Regions from separate parts of the Homo sapiens genome. Here region 2 is linked to region 1. Evidence: chromatin loops called from intact Hi-C (ENCODE). Cell type or tissue: endothelial cell of umbilical vein. All regions are shown on one strand. Links, peaks and the distances in the headings refer to the core of each region. The heading gives the core; the rest is flanking DNA.

Region 1 (5,366 bases), core at 230-5,229:
AGAGATGAAGGTGCGGCCATGTGTGGCTGATGTCACTTACCCATGGCTGGCACTGCTCCTCCCTTGGTCCCCATGTCATTTCACACCCGAAATCCCATTTTTCAAACTCACGTGTATGTGCCATTCAGGGTAACAGGCAGACCAGTCTTGTCCACCACGCAGACCATCCCTCCCTTCCCAGGTCCCTCTGCAGGCCCATTACTTGTTCCAGTGAGGTAAGTGAGGGACAGGCCTGTGGGAGCTTTGAGGTGTGCAGTTTTGTGTGTGTGTGTGTGTGTTTTGTTTCTTTTGTTTTTTTGTTTTGTTTTATTTTGTTTTTGAGATGAAGTTTCACTCTGTCACCCAGGCTGGAGTGCAGTGCTGCAATCTCGGCTTGCTGCAACCTCTGCCTCCAGGTTTCAAGCAATTCTCCTGCCTCAGCCTCCCAAGCAGCTGGGATTACAGGTGCCGGCCACCATGCCCAGCTAATTTTTGTATTTTTTAGTAGAGACGAGGTTTCACCATGTTGGCCAGGCTGGTCTTGAACTTCTGATCTCAGGTGACCTGCCAGCCTTGGCCTCCCAAAGTGCCGGGATTACAGGCGTGAGCCACTGCGCCCAGCTGAGGGGTGCGGATTTGCAAAACCAAATCCTACCTTGGCTGAGTAAGCCAGAGCAGCTCCTCAACTTTCTGGGCCTCTGTTTGTTTGCACATAAACTGGCATCAGGCGGAGGCTGGCGGAGGCTATGGCTGGCCCACAATGGACAGGAAAGATCACGGTGGTTAACCCGCCACCCTTACCGCCAACCGCCCGACTCCCAGTCCTTCCCACAATTTGCCTTTTCATCCTCTGAACAATGTATGTGTCAGACACCATTAGTGTCCCCATTTTGCAGAGGGGGAAACTGAGGTGCAGAGAGGTTAAGCGACCTGTTCAGTGCCACTCTGCTGGCAGGTGGCACTAGTGAGACTTGAACCAGGCCCTCTGGCACTGGCATCCTGCACTTGGCCTGTCAGCCCTGGTGACTCTCCCCCAGCATCTGGCTCACGGTGGACACTCCTTACACTGCTGGTGCTAGGGCACGGAGGTGGAATTTCCTGTCTCCATTCTGCCCACATTGCGAGACTGACCATCTGTTCATTGGCTGGAAGGCTGGAAAGAGGGGGTTTCCTCCCTGGGCAAGGGAGAGGCCAAACTGACTCTGAGGTTCAACTAAGGAAGCGTTTAAAGTCCTCCAGAGACCCAAAGACTACACTGCCTATGACAGAGGTGATACGGTATGGCGGCCAACCCAAGATGCCAAACACACAGGGCAGGGAAGGGCTTGGAGCCTGCTACCAAGGCATGGAAACGCTGACCAACAGAGATGCCCACGTGGACCACCGCGACGCCAGCATCTCCGGAGGAACCCGGGCTCAGGACAGCCCATCCTCCTAGGGACACAGAACTGAAGCGTTGGCCATGGATTCAGACAGCAGCAGATCGATCCCCTCTTCCCCGCCCCTTGAAGGGCTCAGAACTCAAAGGACAAAGAGCAGCGGTTCCTTGGGGATGGGCCAGGCCCAAGGGACAGCAGAGGGCACATGGTCAGCCAGACCTCGAAAGATCCCAGGCCCTTGGGACCGCCTGGGGTGCTTCCCAGGGGCCACATCACACTGCGCTGGGCATCACCTCCCAGGTGAGGACACTGAGACTCTGGGAGAGAGAGGATTTCACCTGAAGCCACACAGCAGGTGAGCGCTGGGGCGGGGGCTATTGGAGTTTACAGGGAGAAGAGCCTGTCTACAAGCTGAGGAGAGAGGCCTCAGAAGGAGCCAGCCCTGCTGATGCCTTGATCTCAGACTTCCAACCTCCAGGACTGTAAGGAAATAAATTTCTGTGGTTTAAGTCCCCCAGTCTGTGCAACTCTGTTATGGCAGCCCTACCAGACGAATACAACATCCATGTCAGGAAATCCACCTTCATCCAGACCTCAGTTTCCCCATCTGTGCCTAGTGTGAATTCTGGGTCTCTTTCAGCAGCCCTTTGGTACGTGGCAGGCCAGGGGAGAGGTGGGCACAGCGTGGGGGAAGAGGGGAGAGGAGGAGGGTGGGCTGGGGGCCCTTCAGTCACCAGCCCAGACCCCAGCCTCGCTCCCCAAGCTGGCCCTCTGGTCTAGGGAGAGAGAATATCAGGAGAGCTCCCTGCTCTTTTGTAAAGCTGGCTTTTTTGGCGCACAATGGAGTCTTCATTTATCAGCCCAGCAGGGGAGTTAACGAGAGGCCCCAGCGTCAATTACAGCCGCCCCCAGCCCAGCCCGGCTGGGCACAGAGAATCCACAGGAAAAATAAGAATGCACACGGAGTCTTGAGATGAATCATCGTGGAGGAAGCAGCTGTGTTGATGAAATTTTAAAGCCAACATGAGAAAGAAAATACGAACAGCAATACAGTAATTGAGTCTGTGAACATGCTGGCACATTTTTAATTAAACCTATTTTGGAGTTAAATAGAGGCCATGGGTGGGGGGGGGGGTGGGACCGCGGGGAGTAGGAATCCAGGGAGGCTCCCTACCCTCCCACCCAAACCCCAAAGCCACGTCACCTTATGCTATTCCAGAGAAGAGCATTCCTCTCTCCTGCTTTTCACCAACAGGAAGAGTCCCTGCTTTGCGCAGAGGTGGGGGTTTCTGTACAACTTGATTTCCCTGACAAGATTTAAATGCCAGAATCACAGAATCTCACGAGCCAGAGTCCATGAGGCTTAGGACAGCATCTCATTCAAGGCTGTGAACTCTTTCTTCAAGATTCCCAAACATAGTCACCCAGCCATCTCTTGATTATCTCCAAAGATGGTACCCTCACTACCTGCTGAAGCCCTCCCTTGGTTAAGTGGGCCTTCCTTATTCTGAGCAAGAACAGCCTCCCCTCTTGGCCGTGGAGACTGGACAGGGATCAGCCACAGGCTCCCCAAGACACATCCACCCAGTTCAACCATGCTGAGCACTGGAGACACCAATGTGGCCACTCAGACCCTGCAGCCCTGTCCTGGAGAAGATGACAGTCCCACAGGGGTGGGGGCCAGGATCCACAAGGGTGGGTCATGACACCCTATCAGCAAAGGTGGGCAGCCCAGGGACTGAGAGAGCTCAGGGCAAGCACCAGGCCACCTGTGGGTAGTCAGGGAGGGCTGCAGACAGGAGGCCAGGAGGATGGAGACTAAGTAAACCCCATCTTCCTGGCGCCTCCCTGAGAATGGGGCCACCACTTTCCTCACAGGCAGTGCCCTGCCACGAGCTCTCTTCACCTCCCCTATCCTCCAGGGGCCTCTCTGTGCATGTGGGTCCTGCGGGCTGGGCAAGGTGGTGGTCAGGCAGGAACAAGGGTGAGACTGGCCTGCCAGCCCTGCATCCCCAGGGCCACATACATAGTAGGTGGTCAGTTAAACACTGAGTGAATGAGTGCCCACTTCTCAGATGAGCAAACACAGGTCTGGGAGAGAAAGTGGCTCAAGGATCCCCAAAAAGCTGGCGCCACTGAAGCTGCCCCAGGAATCCAAAGGCAGGCTTGGGACCCACTGCTGCCGAGAGCCAAGGGCCCCTCCCTCACCCCGTCTCTCTGTCTCTCTCTCTCCTGCATGGCTCAGAACAGCAGTGCCTTCCTCCATGGCCAGCAGGAACCCCACCCATGATCCCAGCTCCTCTGGTTCTTCTTCTTCTTCTTCTTTTTTTTTTTTTTTTTGAGGTGGAGTCTCACTCTGTTTCCCGGGTTGGAGTGCAGTGGGGCAATCTCGGCTCACTGCAACCTCCGCCTCCCAGGTTTGAGCAATTCTCCTACCTCAGCCTCCCAAGTAGCTGGGATTACAGGCACGTGCCACCCTGCAAGGCTAATTTTTGTATTTTTAGTAGAGACGAGGTTTTGCTGTGTTGCCCAGGCTGATCTCAAATTCCTGACCTCAAGTGATCCGCCCACCTCAGCCTCCCAAAGTGCTGGGGTTACAGGTGTGAGCCACCACACCCAGCCGTGGCTCCTCTGGTTCTGCTGATGCCATGGGCTCTGGGGATGCCACCAGCTCCTGGAGCCTTTGTTATGAGGTTCAGGGGCCTCCACTGCAGCATGGGGACAGGGCACCGGGGCCAAGGCCCCAGCAGCATACGGCTGCCTCCTTTCAGGGTACTGGGTATGGCCCTGACAACACTTGCTGGGAGCCCCAGGGCAAGACCTCTGCCTGCTGCAGAGTCCATGCTGAGAAAGCAGCTAGGGATGGGCCCTGGGTGCCCTCCTGCCACACCACACAGAGATACAAGCTCCTTCAGCGACCACTCCAGCAGCATGGCTTGACTGGGCATCATTTGGTGAGAAAGCAAATTTCTGCTAAAGAAACAAAATACTTTGAACCCTTTCTGCACTGGATGATCTCTGAATTCCGCGCCCTGGTTGTATGTAACAACAAGCAGGCAACAGTGGGTTTCTGTCCCTAAATTCCAGTCCAACTGCCTGCAGCCAGCAAGCCTGTGTCCAGGCAAGGGTCAGCAGCTCCCCAGCCATCAGGATCTGATGTCGGTGCCCTGCAGACCTGGCCCACGGATGAGGATGTGAACAGAGCCCTGCTGCTACCCCCAGGGAGCTGGTGGGAGCAGGCCTGGGGAGGAAGAGGTCCCTGGGCAGAGCCAGCCCGTCCATCCTTGAGGCTCAAGGCTGAAGCTCCCATCTACCTCCACCTGTGCACAGGTGGGTGCAGGGCAGGTGGACACAGGTTATGGTGGAGGGCCCCCTGTGAGACCGGGGGGCACCCCAGGAAGGAAGGCAGGAAGAAGGGCTGCTCCTCCACAGCCCGCTTGGGCGCAGGTTTTCTGCAAGTCCGTGGTCAGGAACTGGGGTGTATTTTTCCAGTGGGACACTGTGGCCTGCAGGGGCCAAGGGATCAGGGACACTCCTGTCCTTATGGAAACAGGACCATGAGCTGCTCTCTGGTTGGACCGCAGAACACATTTCTCATAGAAATAACACTGCAGGGCCGGGCGTGGTGGCTCACACCTGTAATCCCAGCACTTTGGGAGCCTGATGTGAGAGGATCACCTGAGGTCGGGAGTTCGAGACCAGCCTGACCAACATGGTGAAACCCTGTCTCTACTAAAAATACAAAACTAGCCAGGCGTGGTGGCTCATGCCTGTAGTCCCAGCTACTCAGGAGGCTGAGGCAGGAGAATTGCTTGAACCCGGGAGACAGAGGGTTGTGGTGAGCTGAGATCACGCCATTGTAATCCAGCCTGGGCAACAAGAGCTAAATTCCATCTCAAAAAAAAAAAAAGAAAGAAAGAACACTGCAAACAGCATCCCAAATTCAGAGCTGGAGCTTCCAACCCACTTCTCCACAGGAACAATGAGACAAAGAAACTCCAGATCAGG
Region 2 (5,366 bases), core at 165-5,164, 220 kb after region 1:
CTGGGCGGCTCCTCCGCACTCCTGTTTGCTATCCTGTGCTTGCCTCCGCTCTATCGGGCGCTGTGCCCCATCTCACAAGGCCAGATACCCAGGATAAGCATGACTAAGGAGGTAGAAAAACAACCACCACCCGGGCACCTGTAGTCCCAGCTACTCAGAAGGCTGAGGGAGGAGAATGGCGTGAACCCAGGAGGTGGAGCTTGCAGTGAGCCGAGATAGCGCCACTGCACTCCAGCCTTGGTGGCAGAGCTAGACCCCGTCTCAAAAAAAAAAAAAAAAAAAGGAAGAAAAGAAAAACAGTCACCACCTCTGGAAAAAAAATCATGAGCTCCGAACTCCCCTGGAAATGTATAGAAATGGCGAGGAGGGCACTGCGCATTCTTCCAGGCCTGGACCAAGGGACCAGCCTCTGGCCCAGGAGAAAGGCAGGCCCGGGGTGGCACAGATCGGCTCCAGATGTACAGGGCACATTTGGGGAATGGCAGCTGTCTGGCCTGATGGGGGGCAGGGGTCTGAGGGGGAAGGAGAAACTCTATCCTAAAGTGGGTTTGGGGCCACCTCGGTTGCCCAGTTGGGGGGTGGCATGTTGGGTAGACAGTGGAGAAGGGTGGATGTCCTATGGGTGAGGGGCTGTCAGAGACCCAAGGAACATCCTTTCTGTGTCTATTCATGTCTCATTCACCAAACCCAGGTCTGCACTGCACCAGGGCTGGGCTGCGCCTTAGGAATTCATGGGGCGAGCAGGGTGAGCTTCAGGGTCAGGCTTGGGCCCGCTTCTTATCTACTCTCTGCAGGGGCTCGGAGTAAGGACACCTGCCAGTCACTGGGAGGCCTGAGTGGAAGCCACCAAGCCCACCCCTGGCCACACGGGGACTTGGTGCTGCCCCAGGGGTCCCGCTGCAGGGTCAGCAATGCACGGGAAGGGGCCTCATCTCACCTTAGACACTTGGAAAGCCACCCCCTCCTGGACTTTCTTCCTTTTCTTTCCATCTTGAAACACTGAGCTGGTTGAGAGAGGGTAAAGACTTGGCAATGACCGAAAACCAGGGATGAGGTGCCCTAAAGAGGTTCCCTTAGGGCCGACAGCTGTGACATCCATGAGATCATGCGTGCCTGGGTGCCTGGGAGGAGCCCCACTCACTGCCAAGGCGGAATTCGCCCGGGATGCCCGGGCAGGAGGTGTGGCTGCAGCCAGGATTCCCGGGGCCCTGCAGGGTCTGTCAGGTGACCCTAGCTAAGAGCCTGTCACAGGGATGGCATCGCTGCTCTGGGAAAGCCCCTGCCCGCAGCCCCAGGACAGCCCCTGCCCGCAGCCCCAGGCCTGCCCACTCAGAGCATGTGGGGTCCTGGGATCCGGAGCTTGCCCCGAGGCTGCGGGAATATGTGGGGTGAGTGGTACTCACGTTTCTCCCCGGTTTCTGGGAGGAAAAGGGAGGGGCCAGCGATGCTCAAGGCTGCAGCTTTATAGAAAGTGTCCTGGGTTCCAATCCTGGCTTTGTTATCTTTTTTTTTTTGTCTCAGTGACACCTTTGTTGAGATGTATTATATAATTCACACATTTAGACCCAGCGCAGTGACTCACACCTGCAATCCCAGCACTTTGGGAGGCCAAGGCAGGAGGATCCCTTGAGTCCAGGAGTTCAAGACCAGCCTGTGCAACAAGTTCAAGGCTGTAGTGAGTCATGATCGCTCCACTGCACTCCAGCCTGGGCAACAGAGCGAGACCCTGTCTCAAAAAAAAGAAAGAAACTAAAAATAAATAAATCACACATTTAAAAGTATATATCCAGTGGTTGTTAGTATATTCAGAGTTGTGCAACCATCACCACAATCAAATTTAGAACACTTCCGTCGTCCACGGAAAAATCCAATACCCATTAGTAGCGACCCCTTCTAGCTTCCTCCCCACAGCCCTTGGCAAACACTCGTCCACTTTGTTTCTGTAGATTTGCGTATTCTGCATTTTTCATATGAGTGGAATCCTGTAACACGTGGCCTTTTGTGCCTGGATTCTCTCGCTTAGGAAACATTTTTGGGTTCATTCGTGTTGGAGCCTGTATCCATCTTCATTCATTCCTATTGCCGATTAATACCCCAGCATATGGATATACCATGTTTCACTCGTCTGTTCACCAGTGGACGGGCATTTGGGTTATTTCCACGCTTTGGCCATGATGAGTAACGCTGCTATGAACACTCGTGTACCAGTTTCTGTGTGAACATCTGTTTTCATTTCCCCTGGGTGCACACCGGGAAGCGGGATCGCCGGATCATACGGTGACTCTATGTTGAGCATTTTGAGGAACCGCCAGGCTGTTTCCAGCGGTGGCTGCGCCATTTTCCCTTCCCACCTGCGGGGCATGCTGGCTCTGACTCCTCACATCTTCACCGGCACCTGTTACTGTCTTCTCGCCCCCCCAGCCATCCTAGTGGTGTGAAGTGGTATCTCACTGAGGTTTTCATTTGCATTTCCCTAGTGTCCAATGGTGCTGAGCATTTTTTCACGTGCTTATTGGGCACCACCTCTTGGCTTTGCCACCTTAAGTCTCGGTTTTCATATCTGTAAAATGGGGACAATGACAGCACCTGCCTCACAGACTGTGATGAGGGCTCAGTGAGATAATGTCAGGGTCCTGGGACATTTGCTGCTTGAAGCTGCAGGCTGGGGTTAGGGTCCTTCCTCTGAAAGCTGGTATGAGGGAGGGACATGGAGAAAGCTGGAAGCCTGGAGGTTTCTGTGAGCCCCAAACCCATGTAGACAGGGACAAACATCAGTAGCGAGGGAGCTGACTTACCAGCCCAGCCCTGGGTGATTTCTGCTGGAGCTCTGATGCTCTGCTGTTCTGCGGCAGGCCGAGTGACCCCGACATGTCTACACAGCCCCAGTGAAATGCAGATGGCACACGTTCAATGCAGACAGGCTCAGCCCATCACATGGGCTTCTAATTTTTCTCATGGGGAATTATTGGGCCTCTGCCCCTTGGCTGCTCCCCGATGGGGTGACATCGTGCTCCTTGGACTTGCTGTGACCGGCTTTGCCAAGCTTGTGTCTGTCAGTGGAGAGCTCTGGAAGGCAGCCAGGAGTGTCCTCCCGCGAGGTTGGCTCTTTCTGCCCCTTATCAGGGAACTTCTGGTGGAGGTGCCGATGGTCAGGCCGATTGTGTGGCCGTCACCTGAGCCTGGAGCCAGGCGGGAGGTAAGGGAGTACCACCAGCCTGTCACGGGTGGAAAACAAATCCATCTCTAACAGCAGGCTCACTAGGTTGCCCCGGAGGGAACAATTCACGTTCCATGCTGGAATCCCGTGGGAGAAGAGCGGAGAGGCTCCCCTGGTGGCCCCCGGATGTTCAGTTGAGTCTGCAGTCTGGGAAAAGCAGGTCAGATGCGATGAGGACTCCAGGCTCCAGGGAGAGGTGCTGGCAGCACATGGGGGCAGGTGGGGGTCCCAGGCTGTTTCTGGGCCCTGCTGCTATGTCCTCACCCAGCTGGGGCCACAGTAGAAAGTCAGGGAGGGGAGCATGACTGAGGAATCAGACAGATTGCTTTGGCATTCAAGCTCGCCACCAAGTGCTGTGTGATCTTTGCAAGTCAGATAACCTCTCTGGGCCTTTGTATCCTTGTGTGCAAAACAAAGCTGATGACACCTTATAGGGTGCTTGCTACACATGAACTATCACCCGTATTCAAGGGCACAGTGGGGGGATCAGGGTGGGCTTTCATTTTAGGTCGAGTCCCCTGAAAAGCAGAGCTTCTATTCCATGGATGTGGCCTCCTAAGACAGTCACTCAGGAGAAAGCTGTGAAGGAGGGAGGAAGGCAGGATGGGTTCTAGGTGGAGTCCAGCTTGATTTTGTTCATAGTCACCTCCACCACCCCGAGTCTAACCCGATCGCCCCTCAGTTCAGGGCTTCGACCTCTGCCCTTGAAGGAAGCATCCATGGAAGGCTGGGGTGGCCTGGGGGAGAGGTCTCCCTGCTCAGAAGCCAGAGCCTGGCTCAGAGACGATGCTCCACAGGCATTAGCTCCCTCGCCTTCCACCTCCAGGCCTCGGTTTCCCCCCCTGTGAAATGAACTGGCTGGAGCAAATGTTTTTAAAGACCTTCCAGTGTAGTAATAGCCTCTTTTCTTAAAAAAGAAAATTAAAAGAAACTACCCAAGCAATCATTCCCTTAGCCACCCATCACATCCCAAGCACCTACTGCTAGCCAGGCCACTGCTGGGTCCTGGGGTACAGAGGACAGTCTGCCCCTCACCTGCCTCCAGGAGCTCACAGCAGATGGACAAGCAGACGGACAATGAGAGCCCCGTGTGCCATGTACTGTGACCTGAGAACCACAGGGGGGTGGGCAGGGCAGCCTTCCTGGAGGAGTAGCCCTGAGTCAGGTCTTGAGGCACAAGTGGGAGGTAACAAGGGGCCACTGCATGGAGGGTCCTGGGTGACCCAGCACGGAAGCAGAGGCAGCAGCAGCTGCTGAATGGTCAATCAGCCATTCGACTAACATTTACTGATCAGCTGCAGACAAAGATGACAGTATGATTCCCGTCCTTGGGGGCAGACTCTTGGAGCAGGGGAGGTGTCATGCAGAAAACGGACAAGATAAATACAAAGCCCATAGTGTGTGTGATGGTAAGGAGGGTGCTAAGGATGGGGTATCGTGAATCAGGGACGGGGTGTCAGAACAGGGCTATGGAGAGAGGCCTGGATACTCGAGAAGGACCTCAGGGATGTGAAAGACCGGGCCATGGAGCTTCTGAGAAAAGGGTGTTCCTGGCAGAAGAGGCAGCTGGTGCAAAGGCCCTGAGTTGAGAGTGTCTGGTCTTTTCAAGGAAGAGCAGCAAGGTCAGTTTGGGCAGAGTGAACCCCAGAACCGGGGCGGAAGACGAGCTTAGACAGGAGGGGTTGGGAAGACCCACAGGGGTCTATCTGCAGTCTGAAAAGGATATTGGTATTGACCCTGGGTGAGAAGGGAGCCAGGGAGGGTTTTGGGCAGAGGAGTGACAGGACCTCACATCCGTTTTACGGGCACGTGGCAGCAGGAGGGAATGTTCATTCTCAGCGAGTCTGAGCATCAGAAGATAAGAGGAGGCAAACCCAAGGCCGTTTTGCCAGCCCTTGCTGGAGGCATCCATCACAGCGCCCCAGATGCCGTTACTCCAGAGACACCGTTAATCGCCCCACCGCGCAGGGCTGATGTTTAATATGCCATCAGCTGGCTTTCTTGGTTCAAACACACTGAGAGCTCCCAGTTCTTTGCCTCGAGACAGCACCAGCAGCATAGCCCCCAGAGAAGCATTTCCCTTCTTATGTACCCAGGAGGACACTCGAAATTCCAAGTCCTTGTCCCTAGATTCCCCCAAGGCAAGGTC

What was found. Hi-C counts contacts between places; a loop is a spot of excess contacts. Peaks named below come from ENCODE experiments on the same cell type or tissue, not always from the same donor. Only the 100,000 strongest peaks of a DNase experiment are listed, where the experiment ranks them.
Region 2: a loop joins it to region 1, with 2.2 times the contacts of the local background. A loop is called at or near these places in 1 of 110 quality-filtered maps.

Annotation. Positions count from the first base shown.
Region 1 is chr14:99,529,102-99,534,467 of GRCh38, forward strand. The region is part of intron 2 of CCDC85C (coiled-coil domain containing 85C); the gene reads right to left. Among named protein-coding and RNA genes, the nearest start is that of CCNK, 50 kb to the left of the region's middle. RefSeq lists enhancers at 507-1,029, 1,552-2,074, 2,075-2,595, 4,532-5,133. In endothelial cell of umbilical vein, for the core only: no CTCF peak of the experiment used is centred there; DNase peaks (open chromatin) are centred at 1,100 and 2,320; H3K27ac peaks cover 2,023 bases.
Region 2 is chr14:99,746,925-99,752,290 of GRCh38, forward strand. It overlaps a transcript of EML1 not described here. Among named protein-coding and RNA genes, the nearest start is that of EML1, 44 kb to the right of the region's middle. RefSeq lists enhancers at 2,601-3,133, 4,625-5,246, 5,247-5,366. In endothelial cell of umbilical vein, for the core only: a CTCF peak has its summit at 2,448; no DNase peak of the experiment used is centred there; H3K27ac peaks cover 719 bases.